2 separate regions of the Homo sapiens genome follow, and region 2 is linked to region 1. The links are chromatin contacts, found by Hi-C or POLR2A ChIA-PET in ENCODE. All regions are on one chromosome and are shown on one strand. The core of a region is the stretch at or near the end of the contact, and the rest is flanking DNA. Distances in the headings are between cores, read along the strand shown. Region 1 has its middle 23 kb from the start of ZNF80. Region 2 overlaps ZBTB20 (zinc finger and BTB domain containing 20).

Region 1 (3,359 bases), core at 217-2,716:
TCCACTGCACTCTCCTTGGTCTTGCCAGTGAAGTGCAGGGGCGGGGACCAGCTCACCTTCACATTCCTGGCCATGAAGGTGAGAATGGATCCAGACAATAATGTGTTTTCATTTGTGGTTGCTTATCTTTTGTCTCCAACTGGCAAGCTGGAATGATGTTGGCACCACACGACAACAGCAGGGAGTCACAGCCTTTTCATAAATGCATGGAGAAATGAGGCATCAGCAGGTACAGGTTACAGTGACTCAGGTGGGGCACAGGAATTTCATGATTTTAAAAAAGGATTCCAGATTCTTCTGTTCTCCTTGCCAAAGGCTAGTCAATTTTCCCAGTTGCTTCTCTATTGCCCCCATCTTATTCAAAACTGCACAAATTCAAATGACCCCACTTCATCTAGACAAAAACGTAAAAAGAAAAGACAGTCAATCAAGATTCTGCTTGATTAACATCTTGGGAGAAGGCTAACATGAGTCTTCAGGGATGAAAATAAATGGCTCTGAGCCTGGGCTGTGGTCATAAACCTGACCTTGTCACTGCCTAAGCGAGGAAAGCAATGGAGGAAATTAGAGCTCTCGTTCCAGTGTGATTACAATTGTACCCTTAACAGGACATGACAATGTTTTTTGGCATTCAATTATGTTTTGCTATGCGTGCATGCATACACTCACACACTCACACACGCAGAGCTAGAATTGAAATCATCTCAAGTGAGAATTCTTGTGATGCATTTAAGGGGCCTGCATTTGACAAGTTGCTACCTAGTTATGGACTAAAATCTCACCAGGCACCCCCATAGCTTATCGCCTGTCATTTCAAAACAAAGACATCCTGCTTCCCCTTTCTGTGTCACACCTCATCGACTCATTCTCAGCAGACTCTTACTTTCATTACAAGCTCGGTGCCACCTCCCGGACTTTCATCAGATGAAAACTTGAAAGAAAAAAAAAACCCATTCCATGTTTTGACTTGGACTCTAGGTGTTGTTATTCTCTCAGTCCAGCTTGAGAAAAAAAAAAAAAAAAAGCCCACCCCACGAGGGGGCAGGCCTGCTTTCCTGTCTCCTGCCACCACACAGTCTCTGAAGTGTGTGAAGAAGAGAGGAAGAGACAATTAACACTCAGCACCAATCTGCATTTCCTTTTTAGCTGCCATTTACACGCTGCTCAGGTTTTGAAAACCAGCATTTCATGCTACTCCCTAGAGAGCCAGCACCAGCTTCAGCAGGATCCATCTGCACAGCACTCACATTGCTGAAATCTTCAGCCAACCCAGAATTCATTTATTTATTTTTTGAAAAAAAATGAGAGAGAGGAAGTGAGAGAGTACGAGTGAGAGAGCAAGCAAGCGGGTGAAAATAATAGATTAGAATCTGGTAATATTTAATGCGCACGCTTGACCAATCCCTGCGCTGGTCCAGGCAGGGGTGAGTCAGTGGAGTTTTTCTTTGATCATCTTCTAGATTAGTGTGAGCAGCGAGCGAATGAGCAAGAGCGTGTGACAACAGAGGATGACAGGCTGTGAGGTTCGAAGCAGGAAGGACACACTCCATAAGTCTCGGCACTGCTCATCAGCCCATGTGTCAGCACGCTCTTGCTGATGGGAGCAGCGGGGAGAAACGCCATACTGGGAAGTCACTGCTGGTGTGGGACAAGTTACAAGATGCTTCTGGGGGAGGAAAATGTGTATCATCAACTCCTCAGGTCTGGCCAACTTGCTTTATTTCCTTTAGCCCCCAAAGGGTGGAGCATTGAAGCATAATAGCTTCAATAAGCTTTGTTATTTTAACATTATTATTTTTTAAACTGAATTCACCACCACAGGAGGTCACAGAGTCAATGGTCACAGCTGGCTTTTAAAAAAGGGTTGAGTCACTTTGTGATTGATAAAACAGACTCAGCCTGAGATGAGGGCAATCAGGTTTCCTGCTTGAAGGCATCAGTTGATCACTACAGGGGTCGGAAAGAAGTGTTTTTCTTACGCAAGTTCTGGCATAATAGTCTAGGTGAATGCAAAAAAAAAAAAAGTTAGTCTTTTGATTTGTTTGTTTTTGTTTCTAAGAGAGAGCAGAGCTAAAAAGCCCATCCTTACCTCAGTAGACCAATGAGTGGTCTGATTCCATCTGGCTCTGCTGCTCAGATGGCAGTTGTGATGATAGTCATGCTACAGACACATTTACCAACTAAGCAGTGCAGACAGTACTCTGCATTGGCCCAGATTTACCTAGGAACAAGCACAGGTGTGCTCAGATAAGGAAAATACCTTAGGTCAGGAGGTGGGGTGAGCACATGGTTGTTAAAATAGAATTTAGTGAGTTAAAAAAAAAACCAGCAAACCAACACAAGACTCATAAGTACCCTATAGTATCTGCGGATGCCGTTACACGTCAAGTTAAACCACATCTTCTCAGGATACAGGGGTGTTTTGCAGCTCTCACATTAACACAGATGTGTAACGTGGGTTTCTCAGCCTATCAGAGATGGGGCAAGATAGGGTTATAATAAACAGCTTTTGTTTTTTTTGGCTCTGCCCTTACTAGGGGAGACTTCCAACCTTACCAATTCTCAAATAGTTCTTGGAGTCCCTGGTGAGAAGGATGCCCCTCTTCCACCATTCTGACTTAATGACACTGGAGCCACACTGCATGGGTTCAAATCCCAAACTCATTCCTCCACTCAAAATGTATTTAAGGGAGTGCCCACTGTGAACTTGACATTATTCTAGATGCTGAGGAAAGAGCCATTCCACATTTTCCTGTAATTTTGGTTCTAGTGAAGGTGTAGAAATGCAAATAAATAAACAAGTAAATGTATAATATTTCAGATAGAATATTATAGAGATGCTGTGGAGGGAACAAAAGCCTACTTGAGATGTCTTCAACAGAAGACAAGAAGAATGAGAGAGAGAGTAAGAACAACCATTTTAAGAAGTTTGCTGCAAGGGGGAAAGAAATGGAGTCGTTTGACTTAGGAGTGGAATCCCAGGGAAATTTCTTGTTGCTGTTGTTGTTTGTGGTTTTGATTGGAGAAATAGCATCACGTTATTCTGATCCATGTTATTAATTATTCTCACATTATTCTAGTTCTGATTCAGTAGAGAAGGAAAATAGATGATGCTAAAGCAATGTCCTTGGGTGGCGTGAGGGGTTGGGATCTGGTGCAAAGTGGAGGGGTTGGCTTTAGGTAGAAAATACACAGTTCATCCAGAGCAGCAGGAGTGAAGGTAAACGCATGGACATAGTGTAGAAAGATGTGAGGGTAGAAACTTGTGCAAGTTCTTTTTCTAATTGCTCCGATTTTCTCAGTGAAGTAGGAAGCAAAGTTATCAGCTGACAGTGTGGAGGAAAAGAATGTGTTGGAGA
Region 2 (3,359 bases), core at 545-3,044, 200 kb after region 1:
CATACAGTTTGGAGAAAAATCAGGCTCTATAGCTAACTAATGATGAATGGAGCAGACAGGTGGCAGATTTGAGGTCCGGAGGAGAGGAAGGGCTCCATTTTGAGCCGCCCATTTTCTGGAGGAGAGGTGGTGGCCGCTGTGGAAAATGGCTACTCCTGGGGTGCATAGGGAGACAACTGACTTAGTGGAGGGAAGGGAAGAAATAAACTAGGGAGTCATCCAGGGACACATCGAGTTAGTGAGGGTTTTAGTTTGGATGATAACAAGCTCTTAAAACATGGCTTTGACTCATAAAAAATGTAGCTGGGATGGATGGCTACTTACAGGGTTAAAAGCAAACTGAGAGCTCTTCTATTCCCAAATCTGAATGCTGAAGTGCTGCCTAGAACAGCAAACATGTACATGCAAAATATCAAAAATACACAAAGTGGGGGTGCAGAGGAGGTGCAGGATGCACCAGTCACCTCCTTCCCCACACCCTTCAACAGCACAGAGCTCTGGCAGGGTCATCACCAGTAAAACTGGATTCTTACAAGCCATTCCACAGAGAGAAACCATCCCAGGTCCCCCATGGCTCCAGGCATCAGTGAGGACAGTTTTCATGTTCCAAAACTAATTGGACAGTAAGGAGTGTCTGTAAGAATAAAAGCGGGTGGGAATGGAGGATGGAAATAAAAGGGAAAAAAAGTGTCCTTGTTGAAAGTTTTAAATTACAGGCTCAGTAAAAAACTGGCATTCCACCACATCCGGTCTAGTTACCAAATGGAAAAATAGGGTCATTAACATGTTTATTTGAATTACATTAGTCCTTCTCTTTCATATTTAATTTATTCTGTTAGAAAAAAACACAACGCTCTGCATGCTGGTGAAAGGCAGGGGTGTAATGGATCAGGGAGCTGAAATACAATGATCTTTACCCATTATCTACCCTGCTAAGGCTTTTCAGAACTTACTAGGATCATTCAGGGATTCTTCCCTCACAAGGGAGGGAAGGGTACAGAAAGATGTAAGGTACAGATGCTACTGAGTTTGTTAAAATAATATTGAAGCACATTTAAATTAAGGAGTGGAAGGACGATTTTAATATGGAAAGTTTACAAAAAGAAGAAAAGTTTGGGATAAATGACCTCTTCTGAGACTGAATGTCCAGATGCAAGGTTGGTGCTAGGCTTACGGAACATCTCCACATGATATGGAAGTTGTAGAACATTGTGTTATTAGTATTCGGGGTATTAAAAGGCGAAGTCTGCAGGATGATCTCATGAGGCTTGCTGTCATCCACAAGAGGTCAGGGCAACTTCAGTACAAGCAAGTATAATGCAGTACATTCAGGGGAAAATGAAACAAGGTATATTTTCAGGAAGATGTCCAGAAATGACCTGGCTATCTTTGTGGCGGTGACATGGAAAGGACATAGACTTAGTATCATAAGGCCAGTCCCTGCTCTACAACTTACTAACACCATTTGCACAAGTAATTCAATCAGTTTTCCTCATCCATAAAATGGGAACATGAACAGTTACCATAGAGTTGTGAGGATCAACTGAGACAATCTATGTGAAAGTGTTCTATAAAGCACTGTACAAATGTAAGACATTTATTTTCTGAAGACAGTGGTGCCAAGTGTGAGCCAAGCAGTGTGCCAAATATCCTCAGAAATAGGATTGGAAACAAAGCAGGGAATGCTCTGACAAAGCTGAAGAGGACAAGGATCTCCCATCTCAGTGTGACTGGGTGTATCGCTCACTCAAACCTGAAGGGATTTCTCACCGGGATGCTGACCTTGGGTTCATAGACTAACTCCACAGTAGGTTGCCACCCACTCATAATGAGTCATTTAAAGTTCAAATCTTACTTCATGCTAGCGATGCTAGCACAGAGGCAAGCAGTTTTAGGCTTTTTTTGGTCACAGATTTCTGCTGCCATTGTCAAAACAGTAGCCCCAACCTCTAACTGCAACCTAGGGCAGCCAGCCCAACCTAGACTTGATTCTGGTCACTTTTAGTGGAACAAATTGGCTCAGAAAACATCGCCTTCTACTTCTTCTTTAGGATATCCAAAATGAGCAAAAACTTCAGTCTCTAGCTTTTCCTTAAGACAAGTTTCTCCCTTTGCTACAAACGGAATCACATCTTTTTGTTATGATTCTTCCTCTATGGTCCAGTTTGTTGAACATTTTGCCAGCTGTTTCTAAGCTGAACTTTGGCTTAAATACAATTGCAGTCACACTAAGATCATTCTGTTTTGAGCCCAGAGCATAGAGTGTAATTTTGATAGAGGAAGGGGAGAGTTAAATTACGATCAGCTCTAGTAAAAGGTAACGGCAACTCATGGGTGGGATACTTTCTGGATGAAGTACTTCAAAAAATAAATAAATAAAAAGAATAGGAGAACGTTCAGTATTAATTAAAATAATCATGACATAAGATGAAGATTTCTATTTATAATGATAAAATCCAGGCAAGGATATGGTAAATGTCTATAAAGAAACAAAAGGTCTGGGAAACTGACTATGGATTTCTTTTTCAAATTCTAGTATACGTGAACTGGAAGTCATCTTACTACTTTTCAAAAGAAACAATTTATGACAAACTAAAGAACTACTTTACACAGTAGGCAATCAACTTATAAAATTCATTAAAGGTCGATGACATAAATAGTATCACAAAGGTTTAGCTAAATTCATGGATAAGTCCATAGTGGGTTATTCAGAGAAACTAGGCTATCTGGAGGAAAATAACTCTAATTCTTTAAGTTAGCAACAAGGACAATTGTGTCTTATATAACAGTTTCCTGTCCCTGTGATCAGAAAATGAATGCTGAACTGAAAGGACCATAAGCCTGAACCAGAGGGGCTTTTCTTATAATCACATGCTTGTAAGAAAGTAGGGACTAACTATAGTGCTGATATTAAGCCTGCTGGGGCCAGAAGGTGCACAAATTCTTGAACCTGCAGTCACATATGTCACATTACCTAAGCTGTATTATGCCACTCCTTCTCTGCAGCAACTATTATCATCTCCATATTACAGATGAGAGAAGTAAGGATCAGGGAAGTTCAGAGACGAAAAGTAAATTAACAAAGGTCACACAGCTGGTAAATGGCAGATTTGGGATTTGAATTTAGGATTATCTACTTCTGAAGCTCTGCTACCACACTGCTGCTGTTTTCTGCCCAGTAGCCTGATGTATTAACAGCTTAAGATGACTAATTTAACCTGTTAAAGCGATATGAAGTCTTGCTCTTCATTTGCCTTGATATCTAAACTGTGTGTGCAGTAGCTTCTTGTCATCAAATCATGTGCTCATCTATGGCTTTACATTAAAGATGTCTCCAGCTCTCATTAAGAGGGAACAAA

Evidence for each region. Hi-C counts contacts between places; a loop is a spot of excess contacts on that map. ChIA-PET counts read pairs that join two places held with the same protein, here RNA polymerase II (POLR2A). Pooled maps may share reads with other maps.
Region 2: a loop to region 1 is called in a pooled map, with 3 times the contacts of the local background. The contact joins two enhancer-like sites. A Hi-C loop is called at or near these places in 4 of 168 maps with a recorded cell type or tissue (B cell, CD4-positive, alpha-beta memory T cell, naive thymus-derived CD4-positive, alpha-beta T cell and 1 more), 17 of 37 single-sample maps with no recorded cell type and 14 of 50 pooled maps. POLR2A ChIA-PET finds 5 or more read pairs at or near these places in 8 of 52 experiments (B cell, CD4-positive, alpha-beta T cell, CD4-positive, alpha-beta memory T cell and 5 more).

What each region holds. Positions count from the first base shown.
Region 1 is chr3:114,212,850-114,216,208 of GRCh38, forward strand. No RefSeq gene overlaps it. Among named protein-coding and RNA genes, the nearest start is that of ZNF80, 23 kb to the right of the region's middle. RefSeq lists an enhancer at 887-1,560. Within about 2 kb of position 1,467, at least 12 of the 41 ENCODE cell types and tissues checked have a DNase peak (open chromatin) inside an H3K27ac peak, as active enhancers do.
Region 2 is chr3:114,410,742-114,414,100 of GRCh38, forward strand. The region is part of intron 7 of ZBTB20 (zinc finger and BTB domain containing 20); the gene reads right to left. Among named protein-coding and RNA genes, the nearest start is that of ZBTB20-AS5, 41 kb to the right of the region's middle. Within about 2 kb of position 1,795, at least 7 of the 41 ENCODE cell types and tissues checked have a DNase peak (open chromatin) inside an H3K27ac peak, as active enhancers do.